3 separate regions of the Homo sapiens genome follow, and all the other regions are linked to region 1. The links are chromatin loops, found by intact Hi-C in ENCODE. Cell type or tissue: endothelial cell of umbilical vein. All regions are shown on one strand.

What was found. A loop is a pair of places that touch in the nucleus more often than their neighbours do. Peaks named below come from ENCODE experiments on the same cell type or tissue, not always from the same donor. Only the 100,000 strongest peaks of a DNase experiment are listed, where the experiment ranks them.
Region 2: it touches region 1 in a loop (14-fold over the local background); 3 of 110 quality-filtered maps call a loop at or near these places.
Region 3: a loop joins it to region 1, with 5 times the contacts of the local background. A loop is called at or near these places in 30 of 110 quality-filtered maps.

Annotation. Positions count from the first base shown.
Region 1 is chr1:12,599,860-12,607,859 of GRCh38, reverse strand. All of the region lies in intron 1 of DHRS3 (dehydrogenase/reductase 3), which reads left to right. Among named protein-coding and RNA genes, the nearest start is that of DHRS3, 14 kb to the left of the region's middle. RefSeq lists silencers at 3,162-3,456, 4,637-4,822 and an enhancer at 3,162-3,456. In endothelial cell of umbilical vein, a CTCF peak has its summit at 6,437 (motif pointing left); DNase peaks (open chromatin) are centred at 3,339, 5,749 and 6,419; H3K27ac peaks cover 3,650 bases.
Region 2 is chr1:12,174,985-12,182,984 of GRCh38, reverse strand. The region is part of intron 1 of TNFRSF1B (TNF receptor superfamily member 1B); the gene reads right to left. LOC124903844 (a long non-coding RNA gene) reads right to left here and starts at 6,806. Exons shown (of 2, transcript XR_007065466.1): 1 at 4,835-6,806; 2 at 2,676-3,032. RefSeq lists an enhancer at 3,118-4,085 and silencers at 7,538-7,879, 7,819-8,000. In endothelial cell of umbilical vein, no CTCF peak of the experiment used is centred here; DNase peaks (open chromatin) are centred at 3,774, 4,684 and 7,994; H3K27ac peaks cover 3,923 bases.
Region 3 is chr1:12,451,528-12,459,527 of GRCh38, reverse strand. VPS13D (vacuolar protein sorting 13 homolog D) reads right to left here. Exons shown (of 70, transcript NM_015378.4): 66 at 3,398-3,530. Among named protein-coding and RNA genes, the nearest start is that of SNORA59A, 52 kb to the left of the region's middle. In endothelial cell of umbilical vein, no CTCF peak of the experiment used is centred here; DNase peaks (open chromatin) are centred at 2,377, 2,717, 4,287 and 4,577; H3K27ac peaks cover 4,263 bases.

The DNA of each region.
Region 1 (8,000 bases):
CACACACACACATATACACAAATATATATATTTTATTTCTCAACATAAACTTCATCAAGTTACAAGACACTTTTGTAAGCGATGATACCAGCCATCTAGTCCATCCCTAAATAACTGAGGGTCCTGAGAGTTCAGCCATGTCAATACAGTCTTTTTTTTTACATCATTAGCTGAAGAGAAATGGATGCCCTTTGTCTTAGTCCTTTCTCACATTGCTATAGAGAAATATTAGAGACTGAGTAATTTATAAAGGAAAGAAGTTTAATTGACTCACAGTTACACATGGCTGAGGAGGCCTCAGGAAACTTACCATCATGGCAGAAGGAGAAGGGGAAGCAAGGCACCTTCTTCACAAGGCAGCAGGAAGGAGAATGAACTTAGAAGGAACTACCGAACACTTATAAAACCATCAGATCACGTGAGAGCTCCCTCACTATCATGAGAACAGCATAGAGGAAACTACTCCCATGATCCAATTACGGCCACCTCATCTCTCCCTTGGCAGATGGGGATTATGGGGATTATAATTCAAGATGAGATTTGGGTGGGGACACAATGCTTAACTGTATCACCCTTTAAAGATTTTTTAAGATTAAGAAACAAAAGGAAGTTAGAAACAGCCAAATCAGGACTGTAAAGTGGATGCCTAATGATTTCCCATCAAAACCCTCACAAAATTGTCCTTGTTTGATGAGAGGAATGAATGCGAACCTTGTCTTAGTGGAGCAGGACCATCTGGTGAGGCTTTCCTGGGTGTTTTTCTGTTAAAGTTTTGGCTAACTTTCTCAAAACACTCTCATTATAAGCAGATATTATTGTTCTTGTCCCTCCAGAAACTTAACAAGCAAAATGCCTTGAACATCCCAAAAAAACTATTGCCATGACCTTTGCTCTTGGTCGGTCTGCTTTTGCTTTGACTGGGCCATGTCCACCTCTTGGTAGCCATTGCTTTGATTGTGCTTTGTCTTCAGGATTGTAGTGGTTAATGCTTCATCCTCTCTTACAGTTCTTTGAAGAAATGCTTCAAGATCTTGATCCCACTTGTTTAAAATTTTTGTTGAAAGCAGCTGGGCACGGTGGCTCACACCTGTAATCCCAGCACTTTGGGAGGCTGAGGCGGGCGGATCACCTGGTCGGGAGTTCAAGACCAGCCTGACCAACATGGAGAAACCCCATCTCTACTAAAAATACAAAAAAAAAAAATTAGCTTGGCATGGTGGCACATGCCTGTAATCTCAGCTACTCGGGAGGCTGAGGCAGGAGAATCGCTTGAACCCGGGAGGCGGAGGTTGCCGTGAGCCAAGATCACGTCATTGCACTCCAGCCTGGACAACAAGAGTGAAACTCGGTCTCAAAAAAATAAATAAATAAAATAAAATAAAATAAAATTTTCATTGAAAGCTTTGCTCTCATCTGCACCTGATCTGGATGCAGTGGTTTTGGTGCCCATCAAGTGGAAAGTTTGTTCAACTTTAATTTTTCAGTCAGAATTGTGTATGCTGAACCAATGGAGATGTCTATGGTATTGGCTTTTTTTTTTTTTTTTTTGCTGTTAATTGTCAGTCCTCTTCAGTTAGAGCACAAACAAGATGAATTTTTTCTTTCTAATTTGATGTGGATGGTCTGGCACTTCAGGCTTTATCTTCAACATCATCTCATCCCTTCTTAACAAGTTATCCATTTATTAACTACTGCTGATTTCTATTTTTTTTTTTTTTTTTTTGAGACAGAGTCTCACTCTGTCGCCAGGCTGGAGTGCAGTGACATGATCTCAGCTCACTGCAACCTCCGCCTCCTGGGTTCAAGCAATTCTCCTGCCTCAGCCTCCCAAGTAGCTGGGACTACAGGCGCACGTCACCATGCTGGCTAATTTTTGTATTTTTAGTAGAGACGGGATTTCACCATGTTGGCCAGGATGATCTCAGTCTCTTGACCTTGTGATCCGCCTGCCTCGGCCTCCCAAAGTGCTGGGATTACAGGTGTGAGGCACCGCACCTAGCCAACTGCTGATTTCTTTAGGGCATTGTCCCCATAAACTTTTCATAAAGTATCAGTGATTTCACCGTTCTTCCATCTAAGCAAGCTTCACTGTAAATTTGATGTTTGTTCTTGCTTCAGTTTTAGGAGAATTTATGTTGCTCTGATAGGAGTTCTTTTCAAACTGATGTCTTATCCTTCTTAGTGCCTCAAACTAGATCCCATTTAGTCATGTTATAACAAGTTAGTTATTTTGGGGCAAAAAAAATCTCAAATATATGCCTAGTTTTTTCGTAATACGCATTTTCCTTGAACTTTTTGAAGACCCTTTGTACATGATTGTGGTAAAAGCATGAATGTAGGAATATACATGGCACTATTACTATACATGGTACTGTTAATATACATGGGAATATACATGGCACTATTAATATACAGGGTGCTATTAATGACTATGGTACTGTACAGGACATGGTATTGTACATGACTATGGTAATATACAAGATAGATACTGTATATGACCTTGGTAATATACAAGATGGATACTCTACAAGACCATATTAATATGCAAGAATGATACTGTACATGACCATGGTAATATACAAGATTGATACTGTACATAACCGTGGTAATATACAAGACCTATACTGTACATGACCATGGTAATATACATGGCTGTGGCACTGTACATGACTGTGACAATGTGTGTGACGATGGTAACACACGTGACTTGGTACTCTACATGACTGCACAGTGCTTTTGCACATTCATTGTCTTCCTTGACCTTTTTTTTTTTTTTTTTTTGAGATGGAGTTTTGCCAGTCGCGCAGGCTGGAGTGCAGTGGCACGATCTCGGTTCATTGCAACCTCCACCTCCTCCCGGGTTCAAACGATTCTCCTGCCTCCGCCTCCCAGGTTCAAGTAATTCTCCTGCCTCAGCCTCCCAAGTAGCTGGGATTACAGGCATGCGCCACCCCAGCTAATTTTTGTATTTTTAATATAGATGGGGTTTCACCATGTTGGCCAGGATGGTCTCGATCTCTTGACCTTGTGATCCACCCGCCTCAGCCTCCCAAAGTGCGGGGATTACAGGCGTGAGCCACCGCACCCGGCCAGCAGCACGCATTTCTGAGATCCAGGTGAAGTGGCCGTCCTGGGACACGTCGCTGAGGGCAGATTCTGAACCCAGGTTTCCCAGCTTCAACACTCCATCTTTTCCCACTGCAACAAATAATCTCAGCCTGGCCTGGCCTGCCTCATTCAGGGTCATGGAGAGGTCAAGAGACAAGCTGTTAAGTAATGGGGCTTAGTACACAGAGGGTTCTGGAGAGAGCGGTGATAAGCAGTGAATGAGTCAACAGGATGCGGGCAGGGATGTAGTGAAATCCGCTTTTACACAAACATCATTTAGAGCACTGAGTAGCAGTATTTGCATACAATGAATGGGAGACTTGCCAAAGGAATAAAATAGTCCTCAGTTATCAGGGTTTCTTTTAAAGAGTAAACTGACAAGCAGGGTAATAGCACAGTTGAATTTCTTTCATTTGACAACCAGTGTGACATCTTAACATGCAGAGACCCAGCTGCAGAGGAGAGAGTGAGTGACAGCTCCCTCCAGTTAAGCCCGAGGTCACTGAGCTCTGCGTGGCCTGAGAGCTTTGATCACTGTAAATTAAGGGAAATCTTAGAAGACTTCTCGAAGGAGGTGGCAACTGAGGGGGTTGCAGGAACTCTCCATTTTTCTGCTGGTTGTAGAGCCCTTCAAGGGTCTGAAGAAAATATGAACTCTATCCCAGGAAGAAGGTGCAACTGAAAGTTTTGTACTTTTAAGGGGTCATGTACCCCTGTCGCCTATCCCAGACTCTGGGTTAAGAAGGCTTGGACTAGATACAATCAAAACCCATCCAAGTCCTACAGGCTCAGATGCAGGCTCAGGGCGAGAGCTCGTGTGAGAGGCAGGGAACGCCCTGGTATCCTGTGACACTGAAGCCAGGGCAAGCTCAGGGTGGAGAGTACAGATGTGTGGCTTGGTGCTTAAGGCCACCAATGGTCAGCCTGGTGAAGGCCACTGGGCCCCAGCCTTTCTTACCTCATTGGCCATCCCTACTTCAAGGAATGTGGCCTTAAATCCTCTTTTCAGCAGCCTTTCGGGGATTTTGATGAGTGAAGCGTATGATGATCTTGTCCACACTGAAACAGCCTCCTAGGGAACACGGTCTCCTGTCTGCGTCCCACCTCCCCCAACCACTTCTACCAGCCTCCAAGCCCCGCGGTCCCCATGCGGACCTCAGCGCCAGCTGAGGTTCAAGGTCCAGGTTTTCAAACTGGGTTCCGGAGCACCCTAGAGGCCCCAAGAAGGTAGGGCCACGTGGGAGATGGAGCAGGGAGGGTTCTGAGGGACCCCTCCTTCCTGCGGACCAGATCAGTGTTGTCACTTCTGTTTTGTGGCTTACAATTCCATGTTAAGATTTTGGTGTGCATTTTGAAAGAAAGTCATTGTTTTAAAGAAAGGAAAAAAATAAGGCTTGAAAATGATGCTTCAAGGAAATGACTCAGCCCGCTCCCTCTCCTCGATGGACCCTTCTTGGATTTGCTGGATGTCCCCTCTTTAATGACACCTCCACCTTTGGCTCTTTACTCCAAGGTGCTGTGGCTTCTGGACCAAATGCCCTCTAGTTCGCTTGGGCTTTTGCCCCTCAGGAGAGGGACCCACACTCCCACCCCAGATGTGTGGAACCCCTCCTGCCCTCAGCCTCGGCACCTCCTCTACCTCTGGGGTGCCCACAAGCTAGAAGCTCTGAATGCCCAAGCGGGGCTGAGACAGCCTCTCCAAGGGGGACTCAGCCCAAATCCATCTGCCAGAAAGGACACAGGAGGCTTCTCCCTGGCCCTCCCTGCCTCCAAAGCACCCATCCCTGGGAGAGTGTGCCTTGACAACCCCAGCCCCAAAGCCCAGACCTGGCCCAAAGGCAGTGTCACAGCAGCCAAAATCTTTTGGGCGGTAGAGGCCGGCTCCGGCCAGAGCACTCATGCAATTTGTGGTGCCGGCCAGGGCTGCTGGAAACCAGTGCCTAATGCTGTAGATTATGAGGGGCCTCCCAGTGACCTGCTGTGTGACCTTGGGCGAGCAACCCTCTCTGGGCTTTGGTTCCCTCATCTGAAAAATGAAGGTGTGGAAATGTAGTGAAAAAGCTCCTATCACCTCCTGGGTAATGGCAAGAGCGTTTCCAAGAGACAACCACTCCTTCCAGGTGGGGCAATGGCCCTGGGGGTGGGGGGCGGTGGATACCCCCTGCTCCAGCCCTTCTCCTTCTGCATATTAGAGCAGATGCTCAGCAGGACATCAGAGAAAAAAGGCAAAAAACCCACTGGCCTGACTCAACCTTGGTTCTGGGACTCCCCCGGGAAGCAGAGAGTTGTGCCCCTGCCACAGAAGCCCTCAGGGGGAATTGGAGACTTTGACCCTTTCTAGAAGTCTGTGGGAGGGAACCACTCCCTACAGGGAGTCTGGCCATCTCCCTTCCACCCGAGGCCTCACCTCTGTTGAGATGACCCGTGGCACAGCCCCTGTCTTCCCAGGCAGGGGCTGGTCCAACATAGGCCTTTCTGCAACCCAGGGGCTGAGGCTGGTCAGGGGTACAGCCTCCTCTCTGGTCCTGGCTGCCCAACCCCCACAACCATCCAACTTCCCCTGCACAAGGCATTAGTCATTTTGATCTCTGCGTCCAAGTAGCTCAATTGGTCAGGACCGGGCTGCGGTGAGGCCAAAGTCAGGGGTTACCATAGCAACTCACCACGCTTTGTGGCTGCTTGTTGATATCCACAGGGGCAGGGGGCATGCCCTCTCACTCACCAAGTATCTGGCAACTGGCACAGTATCTGGCCCACAGTAGATACTTAATAAATGGTTGTTGCCTAAATGAATGCATGACCGACCCATTGTAGCTAGTTAGAGCCAGTGATTACTGAGCACCTACTGTGTGCCAGGGACTGTTCTAAGCCCTGACACGTCACAAGGTCATTTACTACTCGAAGTAACCTTCCAGCGTGGGTACCGTTATCATCTTCTTCTTACCAACAGGACTCTGAGAGTCAGTAACTTAGAATCACACAGCTAGTAAATGACCCAGCAGGATTGGAACCCAGGGTGTCTGCTTGTAACCAATGAGTCTTGCCTTTTGGTTGATAGTTTCACGGAAGAGATGGCATTGATGGCCCCTAGTGGAGTCCGTAGCCAGGCAGTCTATATGGGTCAAACAACATCACCTCCAGCTTTCCCGATGGGGGCTCTGGAGGTGTTCCTCAGATTGGTTTATTGACTCATGGGACCAGAAGTCCCTGGGTAGGGCTGACTTTGGGCATGTCTCCAGGGGCTCAGTGCTGTCAGGACTCAGGAGAGTTTCTCTCTCCCCTCACTTTGAGGCAGACCTCTCTGCCACGGGGCTGCTCACACCTGCCCCCTGCTGCTCGTAACGTAACCTTTCCAGCTCCCATTCAAGTAGACAGACAGGTGTTCTTTGCCCAGAAGTCCTGGAAGGGTCCAGGAATTGGGTCTCTCTGGCAGTGACTGGGTGAGCCTGAACCAAGGAAATGGTGCTCTATTTGGCCAGCTGTGGGTCATGGCCAGACTCTGAGCCAGGGGTATACCAGCCCCAGCCAAGCCATAGGGTTTGGGAGTCGGGAGGTCGGCTTCTGCAGGGCAGATGGGGGGATACAATGAGCAGGAGCAAGGGGTCCAGTACACCTTCTTGTGGAAGGACAACACTCATCTTCCAGTCATGCCACGTGGAAACAGCCAGGAGAGCCAGGCCTGCCTGTATCAGGCAGCCCTCCAGAGCTAATCCTGCAGACCTTATCAGGTCATTTACTGATGCCTTACCACCGCGCCCCCCAACCCCCCACCCATCTCCCCAAGAAAAAAAAGATAGAATGGACTTTTCAGGGTTGAACTAAAATCTCTGCCTTCAAGGAGATTGTAGTTCAAAGAGGCAAAATGCTCAGCCACCAAAGTCCAGCAGGTTGTCAACAGACTGACTTTGGAAACTTTTCTAGACGATAGATAGAGAGATAGACTGTGATATGAGAGGAAAGGAAGCCCTTTGCTAGGTCATGGTTGCTAGTGATACTTCACAGGTGCGAGAGGCCAGCTCTCCCTCCCCTCCAGCTGCGGGCAGGGGAGCAGAACAGAGATGATATTGGGTCCTTCCAAGGTGGTTGGTGAGGGGGGTCTTCCTTTTAGTGCTCCCACAGCCCAGCAAGCAGTGGCCCCTCTCACAGGCCTGGTAGCAGGTCACCATGGGGAGCTGGGGCCAGTGTGACTGTAAAGGGCAGCGTGACCTTCATGCAGGCAGGCAGTCCTGCCAGACACACCCACATGGCGTCTGTCCACCCTTGGCTGCACGGCCCGTGTTCTTACATCTCAGATGCCAAAGAATTAAGAGTCTGACCTGGCCTCTCCGGGCCACTTCCCTATGAGCACACAGCAGAGGAGACGGGGTCCTTAAGGGATGGCAAGACACAAGGTCAGTGTGGACTGGGCACATGGTGCCCTCCGAGGGCTCACACCTCCTCAGCCAGCAGATCCATGCCTTGGCTTTGGGGATATCTCCTGAGCCTTCAAGTCAGTGGAAATGTTTGTGTGATTGTGTGTGTGTGTGTGTACGTGTACACACACACACACACAGATGTGCGGTTCTTTCTTTCACAAGGAGCCAGTAAAGCATAGAGATTCAGATTTTGAGTTCAGGAGTCAACCACACCAAAGTTCATATGCTGGCTCTTCTATTCACTTGCCGTGTGACCTTGAGCAAGTTACTGGACCTCTCTGAGCCTACATGCCTTGGTAGGGTGGACCATGGCTGAAGGCAGCTGCAAGCACAGACGGGGGCTTCCAACCAGTCTTTGTTGTTAATAAAGTGCTACCCACGTGTTAAACAATTTACATGACAATCTGATTTACTCCTCAGAGCAACCCTATGACACAGTCACTGTTCCCAGTTTAAAGATGGAAATACTAGGGCTCA
Region 2 (8,000 bases), 420 kb after region 1:
CACCCCCAATCCTGCCTCCCTTCTCTTGGGGCCCAGAGAGCTTCCCTTCCCCCTCCACACAGACCCAGGACTCCAAGGGCCCCAAAGCTGAATGGCCCAACCTCAGCAGCTCCTCCCACCATGCAGCCTCCATCCCAGATGGGAGCTGTCTCTGTCACCCAGGGGTTAGACCCCCACCCTGTTGCTCCTCCAGGTCTTGGCTTTGGCCCTCTGGGGAGGAAGGAAAACAATGGGATATTTGCTAAGCAACTACTATGTGCCAGGCCAGATGGCAGGCACTGTATAAAATCCTAGTTCCACCCTAAAAAGCTGGTGTGAATGGCCCCATTTCACAGCTCAGGGAGATCAAGTCACTTGTCCGTGGTCCATGGAGAAAGTCAGGGGCAAAGGTGAAAGCAGTGATTCATTCATTCATTCATTCAACAGACGTGCTGAGCACCCAGTGTTGTAGGTGCTGGGTAAACAGTAGCATTGAACAAATCAAATCCCTGCCCCCGGGAAGTTGTCATCTTAGCTGGGGAGACACATGCACGTTCAATAGAGAATTCAAGGTGGTGGTAAGAGCTAAGGAAAAGGGTGACACAAGGTGCGGGGCCGGGGAGACAGGGAGATGCCCTTGGCACACTCAGTGCTTGGTCAGGAGGTCAGGGCAGTGGGCCCAGAGCGGGTGGGTGAGGGTGAGAACGAAAGCAGCAGTAGAGCATCTACTAGAAGCCTGCTTCATGCCAGTCATCACGAAGAGCTGTCCCAGCATCATAGCCTCTCTGAATCCTCCCCTGGTCCCCCTGAGGCCAGTCCTATTGTTATTCCCAAGTTACAGATGAAGAAACTAGCCTCAAAGAGGCCTCCTCACCTCCAGTCCTGTGTTTCCTCCCTGGCCAGGAAGACTGGGTCTCAACCCCAAGGCCCGCCCCTACCCCAAAGATCCTCTGTGTCCTCACTCAAGTGTCTCCTCTGCTGTGGGCAGTAACCAGGTTCTCTGTGCCTCAGTTTCTCTGCCTGTAAAATGAGAGTGTGGGCCTGGTTGATGCTCTAAGCAAAAGGACCAGCCCTGGGTTCTTAAGGATGGGTGTCGAAGGCTCAGTCCCTCACCAGACCTCAGGGGTGCTGGGTGGTGTGTGGCCCATCCACATGAGAGGTGGAGAAACAGCACGAGCTGGGAGGTGGGGGCTGGGATGTGGGGCAGAGTTGGGCTGGTCCTGGGCCTCTGGAGAGAGCAGAGGGTGGATTAGCAGGGGCTTCCATGCTCAGCTTCTGCCCCCATCCCCTTCCCCCCAGGGAGGGCAGCTCGAGCAGGCGACTTCTGAGAGGAAAGGGCCAGAAATGTCCCCTTTCCCAGGTGTGCTGGACACCGGCCTTGTAGAAGGGGCGCTGACTTAGGTTAGAGGGTCTATGTGCATATGGAGAGGTGCGTGGCATGCTCTGTGCACCGCCAGGAGGTCAGGGTAGTGGGTCCGGGGGATTTGGGGGTGTCATGGACTTTCTCTGAGCCTCGGCATTGTCACCTGTAAAATGGGAGTGGTACTCCTTGCCCTGTCTCCTCCAGGGGTTCTTGTGAGGAGCAAAGGCCCCTGGGGAGGTCCTCACTTGGGTTCATCATCTTCTCCCAGACTCCTGGGGGCTCCATGGGGGCGCTGCAAGGGGCCTGCAAAGGCCCTGGTCATAGACCCATGTTACAGAACATGGGAACTGGGCTCTTCCTGCCTTGGTTTTAGCCAAGAACTGGCAAGGCGAGAACACACCCCAGGGCAGCGAACTGCCCGGCTTTAGTGGGGTGTTAGATGGCCCGTGTGGGCCTTGCAAAGGAGGGGGCCTCCATCCTGCCTCCAGGGTAAGTGTGGGGAAGCTGACCTGTGACTCCTGGGGCTGGCAGTTCACCCCCAGGCTGGCACCAGGCCCGTTCCTCAGGAAGCCTTACATGGGGAGACCATGGCAGGCCCGCTGCTGTGACAGTGTGACAGAGGCTTCGGTGGGGCAAAGGAGAAGAGTGCAACAGGCCAGATGTGGTCCTCCTTGACAGGGACCTTGGGCTAACTCACAGGGACTTTGCTCAGAGGAACACTGGAAGGGTAATGTGACCCCAAAACAGAGTCTGGGTGAGTGGACAAAACCCAGGGGCCGGGGTCTGTGAGCAGCCCAGCCAGAGGACGATGCGGCTGTGAGAGCCTGCAAGAAGGTGAGCTTCTGAGAGCTGCCGAGGGCCGAGCTCCAGGAAGAAAAGACCCCGCTGGAAGAGTAAGGCTGACCCGGTCAGTCAGGTTCCACCCTCCCTGCACACCGTCCCCTCTCTTCTGACCCCACGCCCCCTCACCCTGGAGGACTCAGGAAGCACAGCTGGTGGACAGGGCTGCAGGTATAAGATTCGCTCAAGACTAGGACTCTGCTGGAGCCCTTAGCTGGTAAGGGGCAGGGCCAGGTGGCCAGGGCAGGTCTGATTCTGGAGTTTGCGTCAGCTCTTGGGGAATTGAGCAACCCCGGGTCAACTGACTTGCTGCTTGTCCTGTTCCCAGGCCAAGGCCCTGCAAGTACCCGAGGTGGGGGCCCTCAATGCCTTCTCTTATTTATAAATAGCGAGAGAGGAAGGAAAGAAGGGAGGCCTGGAGGAGAAGGAAAAAGCTGAAAGCACGGCATCTGTGGTGCCCTCTGCTCTTCCGGCCGCCATTAGCACAGCCTTCTTTGGGGATCTTCATGGCTTTATTATTATTTTTTCATTTATAGAAAGAGACCGGGTCTTGCTATGTTGTCCAGACTGGTCTTGAACTCCTGGCCTTAAGCGATCCTCCTCCCTCAGCCTCCCAAAGTGCTGGGATTACAGGCGTGAGCCGCTGTGCCCGGCCTTCATGGCTTTTCAATGTTCCGGAGATCCCTTTTAGATGCCGTACCCTTGGGAAGAGGTCATGCTCCCAGCCTTCCCCAGGGGGTCCCCCCTGGGCAGGGATCTACCCGCTGAGAACGGAAGATGATGCGGTGGGGAGGTGGCCACAGGGAGAAGCTTCAGGCTTTAGGGGTCGAGATCAAGCCTTTACACAGAGCTGGAAGAACAGAGACTGTTCAGATCCAGGAAAAGTACCTACTGTGTGCAGGCACAGTGCTGGGCACGTTCATATACCTTCTCTTTATTTTATCCTAGCACTAACGCAATGAGGTCAGGATGATCCATTTTACAGATGCAGACATTGAGGCTTGGGAGATTTCGTGCAAATTGTCCAAGGTCATGCAGCCAGTGAGCGGCACTCCAGGAGCTGATGGCAGCAACATCAGCCTCTGTGCCCTCTGACAGTTTTGTACCCTGTGATCTTGTCCTGCTCCCTCATTTTACAGACAAGGAGCCCACAGAGGGGAGTGACTCTTCTGTGAACACACTGTGAGCAGGGGCAGGTGGTTCAGTGACTCTCCCAGGCAAAAGGGTCTCCAGGGTCTTAGGGCAGGGGCCAAAGCTGTGGGGAGGGGCAGAGGTATCTGCCCAAGGACCCAGGGACCCCCACACAGAGGAAACCCTCTTCAAGCAATGCGGAAACCACGTCATTTGCATGGCGGGTCGCGGGGCCCCTAGGGCGTGGTGGGAGGCAGCAGAGGCATTTGGGTCTCAACCTTGGGGGTTCACAGGAGCCCCATGGACTGCAGGGTGCAGCTACATCAGGCCAGGTCGTCACAGCAACGCCAGGGCCAGTGACAGCGGAGGCCCGTCTGCCGTCACGGAGAGGAATGGCATCTGCGTTAGGAAGGACTGACCACATCACAGGCAGGCAACCCGGGGGTGACACATCCCACTCCCGACTCGCTGCCTGTGATGTTGCTTTAGAAATGAGCTGGGGGCAGACAGGAAGACTGGGCTGGTATCCGGTTCTTGGAGCCAGGCTTTGTGCTAAATGCCAGGGTACAAAGACGCCGGGCATGGTCCCTGCCTGCAAGGAACCCTGAGTCTAATGAGAGACGCCCCAGCCTCTCCCACCGTCACCCTCCAAGGGGCCTGCTGATGTCGCCTGCTCCATCTCCCACGACCCCTCCTCCTCGCTGCCCTCAGCATCTCCTGCCAGCTGCAGGCTCCTTGGTCTTGGTTCCCAGCCTTCTGTCCCTTTCAGATGGACCTAAGCCCCCTTCCTACAATCAAGCCTGACTCTCCTTAAAAGCTTCCAGCGGCTGCCACCACCTGCGCAACCTCCTTAGCCCCTGCCAGCATCTCCCACCTGTATTCATCACTCACCTGTTGCTGTCACAACACAAAGCAGCACCTGGCTCCTCCGCCCCCTTCTCCATGCCCGTACTGCTGCTGCCTCTGCCCAAACGTCCTGACCCGCCACCCCCGACCTGGCAGTGCTGACTTCTCAGCTTCTTTCAAGAGTTCCCTCTGCCATCATTTCAGGGAGGTCAGAGGTCCCTCCTAGGGGCTCCTGTGACAACCCGGGTGCATCTCTATACTGCCCACACCCGACCAGTTTTGGTTAATTATTGGTTCCCTCGTGCCTCCCCGCAACCTTGACACCCTTGTATGGGCGCTGAGCCAGACACAGACACGTGGGCTTTGATCCCAGTTCTGCCATTCCCCCACCTCCACTTTATCATCTATAAAATGGCGACAGAAACAGTGCCCCCTTCACAGGGCTTTATGATTCATGAAGTCAGTATACGTGGCGTGCTTGGCACCGTGCCCGGCAGTGGAAAGAGCTCAGTGTCACCCGTGCTTCTGCTACTCATCACCCTACACACAGCCAGCACACAGCCCACAGCTGGCGTCTCATCGATGCCGAATTGCTCAACAGAAGCAAAGTTTTAATTTTCAATTAGTTGAAATGAGCTGGAGCTAGCATGAGAAATGGGCAGGAAATGGACTTACAAAGAGAGGGGGCGGCGTCCTCAGAGCAGCAGACTGAGTGCACCAGTGTTCAGGTGACAGCGGCTCACGGTCTCCTCCACCACCACCTCATTGGAGGGTGAGGTAGGCATAGCGCTCAGGAGCCTGGCCACCTGGGGTGGAGTCTTGGCTCTGCCTCTAGTGAGCTGCAAAACCCTAAGTACGTCAGTTAATCTCTGTGCTTCAAAGGCCTCTTCTGTAAAATGGGGATGATGTTCCCCTGCCCCCAGGTAGCTGTGACAAGGAAGGGCACTCTGTGTAGTTAATGCATCGGTCTCTTGCGCATTGCACCCAAGAAGCACCCGCTAAATGTCAGCTCTTCTTTTTTTTTTTTTTTTGGAGACAGAATCTCACCCTGTCACCCAGGCTGGAGTGCAATGGCGCGATCTCGGTTCACTGCAAACTCCGCCTCCCAGGTTCAAGCGATTCTCCTGCCTCAGTCTCCTGAGTAGCCAGGCTAAATGTCAGCTCTTAGCCCTCGGCTCTCTGTGCCCTGCCAGCATCTGCCCGCCCCTAGGGGAAGTGACAGAGAGCAGCCCTTTTGTTTTCACCTCACAGTCAACGAAGCCAAAGGTCTGGGAGGAGCTCGAGGGGTCTGGAGGCACAGGGGTAGCAGCGCCAGGCAGGCCCTGGAATCCTGCTCCCCCACACTAGTGGGGGTGCAGCCAATTTCATACCTGAGATGAGCAACCAGCCCTGCCCAGACTCCTGCCCAACCCAGCCGGGGTAACCAGCCAGCGGTGACCAGGACCGGGCTGGCCCTGTGACCGACTGCAAAAGCTCCAGGGACAAATGGGGTTGACACTGACCAGAATCAGTCCACTGGGGCCGGGCACGGTGGCTCCCGCCTGTAATCCCAGCACTCTGGGAGGCCAAGGCAGGTGGATCACCTGAGGTCAGGAGTTCAAGACCAGCCGGGCCAACATGGCGAAACACCATCTCTACTAAAAAAAATACAAAAAATTAGCCAGGCGTGGTGGGGCACGCCTGTAGTCCCAGCTACTTGGGAGGCTGAGGTGGGAGAATCGCTTGAACTCAGAAGGCAGAGGTTGCAGTGAGCCAAGATCACACCACTGCACTCCAGCCTAGGCAACAAGAGCAAGACTCCATCTCAAAAAAAAAACAGAATCGGTCCATTGGGCTCAGGGCTCAGGGCTCAGGACAGGCAGAGCTAAGGCCAGAGAGGCCGCATGTTGCAAAAAGCAGGTGGAGAGAGCATGCTCCTCACCTCCTATGTTCCCACCCTATATCCACGGCCCAGTCCAAAGGCTTCCTCCTCCTCCCTCAAGCCTCTCGCCCCTTCCTTCCTGTTCTCTGCTTCTTCACCAACCCAGAGCTGTCACCTGAACCATGTTGACAGCCTCCTCATGGGCCTCCCTGCCTCCAGTCTCTCCATCTCATCTGTGCTTCACACTGAGGCCACAGTGATCTTTGCCCTGTCACTCTCTTGCTCAAAAACTATAATGGCTCCCCACTGCCCCAACTCCTGATAGGAGTGTGTGTGTGGTGGCTGAGAGCATGGACACTGGAATAAGGATGCTGGCTTGAATCCACACTCCTCCCCTCTTAGCAGGCAGCCTTGAGGGGGTTTTGTTTTGTTTTTAAATAAAGGAGTTCATAGACCTCAGTCTTTTCATCTGTAGAATGGGACTGATAAATGCACATACCTCCTGGGGCTGATGGGAAGATTAAATAACACATGTAAAGTATTTAGAAAATTCCTCCCAAATTATAGTTGCTACAGTTTTCTCAATGTAATTGGTACTACTCCTCCATAAACTGGCCCTAAACTTACAGCCTCGTGTGCTGCTGTCACTGTCCCCAACAAACCTTTGGCTCCAGCTAGGACAGCTGGGACAGTCCTAACATTGTCCTCTAATATTCGGTTTTTGTTTTGTTTTGTTTTGCTTTTTTGAGACAGGGTCTCGTTCTGTCACCCAGACTGGAGTGCAATGGTGCGATCTCAGCTCACGGCAACCTCCGCCTCTGGGGTTCAAGTGATTCTCATACCTCAGCCTCCCAAGTAGCTGGGACTACAGGTGCACACCACCACGCCTGGCTAATTTTTTTTTTTTTTTTCAGTAGAGACAGGGTTTCACCATGTTGGCCAGGGTGGTCTCCAACTCCTGACCTCAAGTGATCCGCCCGCCTTGGCCTCCCAAAGTGCTGGGATTACAGGCGTGAGCCACCGTGCCCGGCCTGTCCCCTAATATTCTTTCCTCCATATCTCTCTCCCCACACCATTCTCCTCCCTGTAGCCACTCATCCTAAACCCGCCTACCTTTCAGGGCTCAGCGGTTAGGAGGTTCCCCGTGTGGGCCTGGAGAAGGGCAGAATCAGGAAGGGGACAAGAAAAGACCAGGGCAATGACCAAAGGACCAAGCCACGACAGGAAGGAAATTGAGCCAAGGGGTGGGAGGGGTGATGTCCAGGGAGAATGGGATGCAGGAGTGGGGCTTGAGGGAGCTGGGGGCCAGGACAGGAAGGAGCAGGATTAGGGGCTTGCGAGGCTCAGGAAATGACAGCAGGAGCTGCTGGTGATGGGGCCACAGGAGCCTGGGGCCTCTGTGAGTTGCAGCCAGAAACTGGGGCTGGGGTCAGCGAGAGGAGGGGCCAGCAGGGGCACCCAGGGCACTGGTGGGGGTCCCGCTAACTGAGGCAAAGGACCAGAGCCCTTCCCCAGGAGTTCACAATCAAGTCCACAGCTGGACCACACCTGGGCCTTCTGAGCTGGGTGACGTGGCAGTGCAATCTGCACTCCACCCCCTGCCCAAAGCCACTCACTCCTGCTGGGACCAGGGAGGTCCTTGCTAATCTCAAGTGACAGCTGGGGCCACCAAGGTTCAGAAAGGAGAAGGGAATTGGCCAAGTTCTCCCGGAAGCAGAGGCCGGGCCAAGATGAGGCCTCAGACCCCTGACTCCCAGCCCCAGGCCCCGCCCACTCCCACGGCCTCTGGCCTTGCTCCTGAAAGACCTTCAAGAAGGCCTCCCGCTGACAGCTCGGAAGATGTCCTCCCCCCTCCCTGTCCACAGCCCGCCTGCCTCCAAATCCCCTCCCGCTCTGCTCTCCCACTCAGGCGCACTGATTCTCTGAACCTGTGGCCACATCAGTCTCACTAGTGCAGGGCCACGCTCAGACTGAAGCAGA
Region 3 (8,000 bases), 150 kb after region 1:
CAGTCTGGCGACCGAGCGAGACTGTCTCAAAAAAAAAAAAAAAAAGAAAAGAAAAGAAAGATATCTAAGGCAGAGAGAGATAACTAAATGTAGTTGTTCCTTAGTATCCATGTGGGATTGATCCAGGATCCCCTGCAGATACCAAAATCCTAGGATGCTCAAGTCCCTTACATAATGTGCTGTAGGTGTTTGCATATAACCTACACACACCGTCCTGTATACGTTAAATCACCTCTAGATTATTTATTGTAGCTAATACGATGCCCACATATCACTTCATTTGTGTGGAGTCAATACAGTATTTGAAACGTGTGGCAAATTCAAATTTTGCTTTCTGGCACTTCGTGAAATCTTTTTTCCCCCCAAATATTTTCCATCCATGGTTGGCTGAATCTGTGGATATGGAGAGCTGATGGTATACATTTGCAATTTTCAAAGAACACTATGGGGGTGACTGGCCAACCCCACTGGATGCTTGAAATAAGGTAAAAGCTACTGCATGCTTTGATGAAATTCGGTATCGGCGATTATATAAAACCTTCATGAAGAGCACCCCAAAAAGCTGTGAAAGCTGGCTGGGACCCTCAATGGAGTCAGTTCAAAAGACCAATCCAGGTCAAAAAGGCATTCCAAACATTTTGCAAGTTGACAGCAATGGCTGAAAACACCTTAGAAGAGGCCAGAAGCTGGCAGAGGCTGAAGAGGTCACAGTCACTGAAGGGAAGAGGCAGCCCGTCTAGGGAGCATCTCCAGGACCTGTGCCAGGGACACTCACAGGATGTTTACCCTCTGACAGTGGGGTGTGAGGAAGCTCTCTAGACTCTTCAGCTCTAGTGAGACAAATTGGTAAAGGAAACTCCTTGGGTGAGAATGTACTAACAATTCACAACATTTCTTTTGGATTCTGGGTAAATTTGCTCCAGTGAGGCAATATCTCTTTCCCAAACTTTTTTTTTTTTTAGAAACAGGGTGTCCGTCTATCACCCAGGCAGGAGTGCAGTGGCATGATTACCGCTTGCTGCAGCCTTAAACTCCTGGGCTCAAGCGATTCTCCCTCTAGGTCTTCCAAAGTGCTGGGCTTACTGTCCTGAGCCACTGCACCCAGCCCTTTCCCAAACTTTTGAACAAAGTTTTTGGCAGAGCACACACAGAACAGGAATTCAGACTGGGACCTGAGAGACAGAACATGACTGAACCTGGGTCCAGCAAGGCCTGCAGAGAGAACTGAGCACAATTCCCATTTCTTACATCAAGGGGATTGAGTGGATTCTGGTTCTTATCACCTTCTAAAGGTCTTTTCATCCTAAGGGAAGACTCTCACTCTAGGATACTGCCTTCGTATAACCCAGAGCTCAGTGGATCCTCTTTGGATGAAGCCATTGGCTCCTGGAGAGGCTGTACATATTATAGGAATGATTCTTGATGGGAGGTGATTTTGCAACTTTGAACCAATCATGCATTTTCTCAGCACATTTGTGTGTTCATCCAGAAAGTGAGGAGAGCCATGCTCTCTCCACGTCACAAGGATGCTGGCCAGATAAAGGCCACCACACATAACAAAGCATTTTATATTCATTTTAAAAGTCTTCTAAGAGTCCAATGTACTGTCATTACCATTACGAGAAAGAATGATTAAACCTTAACCCCAAATGATTGCCCAACAGTCAACTTTTAAAATCCATAAACAAATTACTTTCAGCCAAATTTCACTTCTGGCCTGACGTCTCCTTAGGGACAGCTCCCTTTACGGTTGGGCAGCCTTAGGAAAAGCAAAGGCATTTTGATCCAAATCTCACCATTAGGAAAGCTGATAAACAAAAACTCTATTCTAAACGTGTCCTAAGCACAAATAGAAATATAATATTTTACTGTCTATATTCCTTCCTCTTCTTCCAAATGCAGATAATTAATACTGATCAGTCTTGATATGACTCTGATAGCTTTGGATGGTTCCTAAGGATCTGGTACAAAGAGTTTAATTTACTAAGCCTTACTATGCATGAGCTATGTGCCAGGTGTCATGTGAGGTACACAAGGAGAAAGGTGAATGCAAAGTGGTCCTTCTCCCCTCCTCACATTCTCAATCTATCAGATGTACACAGCTGGTGACATACACAACCCAGACTGTGCTCTGTCATTAACTCTAACAGGGACAATAGAGCTGGGAAAATGTATTGAGTTGGGACTTACAGGCTGAGTAGGATTTTGATAGACAAGGAAATGAGGCAGAGGAGGGAGAGCAGAAGGACCATGTGTGAGCAAGGACTTGGAAGCACACCTGGGAAGCAGTACATAGCTGTGTGTGGCCAAAGTGCAGCATGGCTGAAGGATGGTGGTTGGAAAATTGGCTGGATTTATAGTTCCAAGGGCCTTGGATGCCGTACTAAGAAATTGTTAAGAAAAATGCAACAAAAGGCAAATGACTCAGAATTAAAGCATTAAAAGAATTCAAAGTCAGAGACCAAATGCATTCATGCCATCACCAACATCTCTTAGGCAAATAAATTTATAATTTTAGTGAATGCACATTTATGTAAAACTAAAAAACACCTGGGCTACAAACCTGGCCACAAATTCCTCATTTCAATTTCTTTGGAAGGAATGATCAGTAAGGAGAAGGCAGAGGTTACAATTCTAAGAGAAGTAGCAGCTACAATTCTAAGAACAGGTCTGGTTGATTACACCTTATGATACTTTGGGAACAGAAGCCAGAGAACGAAAAGGAATTGCAATGTGCACAACATTCAGAAAGCGAATGAGGAGTTCTCACCGGCTGTCGTATTTCAACTGCAAGGAGGATAAAGTAAGAGAGCTTGGAAGGCTATCAGGTACGCCAACACAGGATTTCCTCTGTTGTCAGCCTTTTCTTTTTTTTTTTTTTTTTTTTTTTTGAATTGGAGTCTTGCTCTGTTGCCAGGCTGGAGTGCAGTGGCACGATCTCAGCTCATTGCAACCTCTGCCTCCAGGGTTCGAGCAATTCTCCTGCCTCAGCCTCCCGAGTAGCTGGGACTACAGGCATGTACCACCACGCCTGTCTAATTTTCGTATTTTTGATAGAGATGGGGTTCCACCATGTTGGCCAGACTGGTCTCAAACTCCTGACCTCAAATGATCCACCCGCCTCGACCTCCCAAAATGCTGGGATTACAGGATTGAGCCACTGTGCCTGGCCTAATTTTTGTATTCTTAGTAGAGGCGGGGTTTCACTGTGTTGGCCAGGCTGGTCTCAAACTCCTGACCTCATGATCCACTCTCCTAGGCCTCCCAAAATGCTGGGATTACAAGCATGAGCCACCGCGCCCAGCCCACCTTTCTTTTTTTATAGCTGCAATCAGATTGATACAAAGGCGCCTCTGAGGACCAGCAGCAGCAGAGCCTGATGTCACCCATGACTTACCATGAGCCAGGCCATGGATGCCGGCTACAAGGTGTTCACCACTTGTGGCTGCATGGTACCTGATGTACTCCCGCTCTGACTGATGCCGATTGTCCATCGTCTTCCCTAAGCCATCTGATAATGTTCCAGCAAACTAGAAGGAGTTAAAAGCAGGAGAAGAGTTTTAAAGTCTTGGCACTATTTTTACTATTTGAATTACTTTAAATAAATTTAAATTAAATACAATTAGATAAGCCCATGCTGGTCTGTAGTGGTGTGATCTCATCTCATCACAACCTCCGCCTCCCAGGCTCAAGTGATTCTCCTGCCTCAGGCTCCCGAGTAGCTGAGACTACAGGTGTGTACCACCACACCTGGCTAATTTTTGTATTTTTAGCAGAGATGGGGTTTCACCATGTTGGTCAGGCTAGTCTCGAACTCCTGACCTCAAGTGATCTGCCCACCTAGGCCTCCCAAAGTGCTGGGATTACAGGCGTGAGCCACTGTGCCTGGCCAATAATTTAAATATAAATAAATTTAAATATTTTAAATGCAGTTACCTATACTGTCTGCCCCAGGTTGAGTGGTTCTCAAAAGGACTGGACACATACCAATTGGGGGATGCATACAATGGAGGACACTAGGCTTTGCAAAGCAACTACTAAAAATCTTTAATGACATTCACTTTCCAGAATACTACTCCAAATTTACTGAAAAAATCAGAGGTATAACAAAATAGTCTTGAGGGAGAAGTGAGCTTCAGGACTGTATCATGGTAAGAACATAGGCTCTTTGCTCTAAGAATTAGTGGAATTCAAAACAGGAAATGTGTCAGATTGTTGCTTTAGGGTTTGGTATCAAATATTTGGAGACATCAAACTCCCTCCAGTAATGCTGTCTTTCATTTATTCAATAATTACTGAGTACCTATGAGGTGCCAAGCTCCATTTGTCAAAAGCCAAAAACGAAATCGATGGAAAGATTAACAGGTTAGGTCACCGTTCATAGGAGGTGGCAGACTTGAACTCATGATTTCAAATGCAAACCCACCCTTTCCACAATTCAGAGATTTTATTTATCCTGGCATACTTTAACCAGAAAAGCTGTCTCATCCATCAAAGCTGGGATAAAAAGGACATAAAACTCTGTTTTGTCACAAGACAATCTGAAAAGGTTTAAAGTGACAGTTAATAAACCACAGAGTACTTATCCTCATCATTCAGGCATAAAAAGAGAAGGATATCAAATATATAATTAACCTTCTCAGGAAGGATCTACCAAAACAAGTGGTTTAAGTGCCAATGACCCAGGACTAACCTCTTAGAAAACTCACAGGAATGTTCCTTAGATACAAGGCTCAGGGGAAAGCCTCAAGGCAAGCTGCCTGCCTGGAAGGCCCAGGAACTGGGTGGCCATCTAGGGGCCTATTTCATTCTCCTTTGGCAAGGGGGTTAGGGTGCGTGTTACACAGATCAGATCTGCCCTGGAAACCTCAGTCATGAGGATTCTTGACACATGTGACAGTGAGTTCTGGGCACAGAAGAGGGACTAGTGAACACAGCAGCAATTCCATGTAAAGCAACAGTTCCTGGAAGAAGCTATGGGAAGACTCATGCCTTTTACTCAGTCCAAATATTTTACAACCTAGGGCAGTGATTCCTGACCTTTCTGGAGATGTAACCCCTATCATTATTTGTTTGCTTTCTGCCTTGCCTTCCATATCACTGCCTGTCTAATGAGAGAATTAAAGTTAATGAAAATTAATAACTTCCTTTAGGACAACTGGAAACACCACACGACGCTGCAAAGCTAGCACCGTGAATCACTAAGGAGTGGCTTCAGTCAGAGACCCCATCTGAGAGTTACCACAGTATAGGAGAAGGGCCACAAGCTGGGGCATCTGACCAAACTTCAGTCCTCCCTCGACCATTCTGGTAACTACATGACCCTGAGCGAGGTCACCTACCTCTGAGCCTCCTCTGCATCTGGAGAATAGCCAGAGTACCTACTTTGTCATGTGGCTGGAAGCATTCATGACAATGGCTCGGGGGCCTGGTATCTAGTTAGCATTCTTACTGTTCTTATTACTCTGCTACTAGTCCAAGGAGGAACATGCCTGCAGCGTTTGAGGGAAGCCTGTCAAAGGTTTAGAATTATGGTCATTTGCACTATAGTTTAACATAATAAAATCCTCTCTTTCCAGCAGATAAACACCAGCCTCCCAAGTAAGTTTTTGGAGTGGTACCACTTACAAAATTAGAGTGTTGGACTCTACGATTTCCAAAATCCTTTCCAGCTCTGGCACTGTGTGACCTACAACCCAAGGTAGAATGTCTTTACTAAATACTTCCTCTGAGCCCAGGACAGATTTAGGTACTGCTGAAGAACACAAACAAACAGCAGCCTTGAACCCTGCCCTCAAGAACTGACAGTCTCTTTGAGAAGGTAACAATCGTATACACAAAACAGTCAGCAGGAACCCAGGACACAAACTACACAGAAAGGAAATGTGACCTTTGTTTTGGAAAGAATCAATAAGAGTGCCTGCTATGTTTAGAATTATGTAGGCTGCCAGCGTTCTTCAGGTTCCAGACAAAAACGTGTCTCTCTGGTGCCCCAGACGCTGTGAGAACCACAGTTAAGTGACGCGTGCCCATGTCCTGTGTGTCTCCAGGGGACACATCTCCACCTGAAGAGACCCAGGAGCACCGCAGCCAATTCAGGGTCTTATTCAGGTCTTTCCTGTTTCTCTCAAGCTCTTATATTCTTTCTAAGAGCTTACATTCTCTTTCTTGGAAGACAGATAGGGTAAAGTGCTCTTTACCTATCGCTGGCAGCTAACTAGGAGGAAGTTAAAAATCCTATAATACTCCCCCACCAAGAGAATATGGGAGAATAATCTAGGCAGAATACCCAATATCACTCCCTCTTCTTCTACTCCCATCAATTAATATCCAAAGTTGATGAGTGAGCCTATGCCAAAAGCTTAATTTCCAACTAAGTCTGCTGTGGCAGCCTCAGCTCCCCAGCACCAACTGGGTCCTGGGTGTTCTCTATACAAAGACAATGTATTGACCCAAGGAGGATGGGATGAGATGACCTAAGAGATCACTCTTCCCTCTAATGCTGGATTCTTCCGTAAGATGAAGACCTTTGCCATGGAAAGGTACCTACACCTATCTCAACTTACTGTAGGACTTCTGTCTGAATTCCTGTTTCTCTGTCCATAAAAAATTGCTTATGCAAGCCAACTGGACTTGTCCTTTGCCACTTGTTAACAGTCAACCATTACAAAAGTCTTCACCCCTAGAAATACAGCTTTGAGAACCCAGAAAACTTGAGTAGATGTTGAAATCTATGATCCAACCAAACCTGTATTGATGAGTAGTTAATCAGATTTTACTGGGAAAGACGTTTTACAGAAACTAAACCAAAGCCAGCCAAATGATGGATACAGTGGTAAAGGCAGGGCCCTGGGCCAGTTCACTGCACTCTGAGGATTGAATCCAGGCTACCATAAAGCATGTGGCCTCCTTTTACTATGGAGGCATTTAGTTAGGCATCCTTAATTCTACCCCATTCCCCACCTCAGTGGGAAGGTAAGTCCTGCCCAGCCATTATTTCTCCCTCAAAGACAGCAGAAAACAAGTGGGCTGTGGAGGGAGGGAATTCCAGTGGTGCTCATCATGGGTGCCCTCTGGCCTTGCTCTTCTCTGAAGCTTGGAAGCACTATTTTACCCAGGTCCTTGACTTTGAAGATGGTCATCAAAACAGGGCAGAGATACCCAAAAGAGCTACACCATCATGTAGGGAGTGACTGGCCCAGGCCATCCTTCATGATCCCATCCTCCCACTGTCTTGTGACAAGTAAAGCCTGGAGATAGAGGTCCAGATTATTCAGACGAAGGAAAAATGAGTCCCGATATGAGCAAGTACAAATCCACTACACACCCAGTCAACCAAGCAATCCAACATGTGCAGAAGCCCTACTTGTACGGCAGGCTAGAGACAGAGAATCAGAAATCAGAAGTGGTTTCTGTCTCTTGCCTTCAAGACCTCAGTAGGGAAGTATGGATGTGGCATAATAGAAAGATAATCACACCTGAGTTTGAATTTTGACTGTGACACCCAACAGCTATGAGATCACAGACAAGTAACCTTTGCGGGCCTCTGTTTTCCTCCTTTTCAAAATGGGGATACAAATATTCCCTACAAAGATGCTGTAAGGATTAGGTAATACATGTAAAGCACATAGCACAGAGCCTGATACATATGAGACATTCAATAAAAATAGTATTATGTTATCTAAACTTTGACTTCTTTATATGCAAAATGGGAATAATCAGATTCTGCAGGACTGTCTTGAGGATTCAGGGATAGTGTGCACGTAAAGCATCTGGCATGGCATATCCCCCCAGCAAAGCGGAAGCTATCTGCAGCAGGGCATAACAGCACCAGGGTGTGCTAGGCTTCTAAACTGGGAAAGCGACTAGCAACTGGAAGGTAATCTGCAGACAATTTGTAACTCTTTGGTTATAATACCTTAACACCAGAAGGAGCATTTGCAGAGACTTAAGTCTGCCTACCTCATTTTGTAGCAATCTCAAGTCCACAAAATACTTAA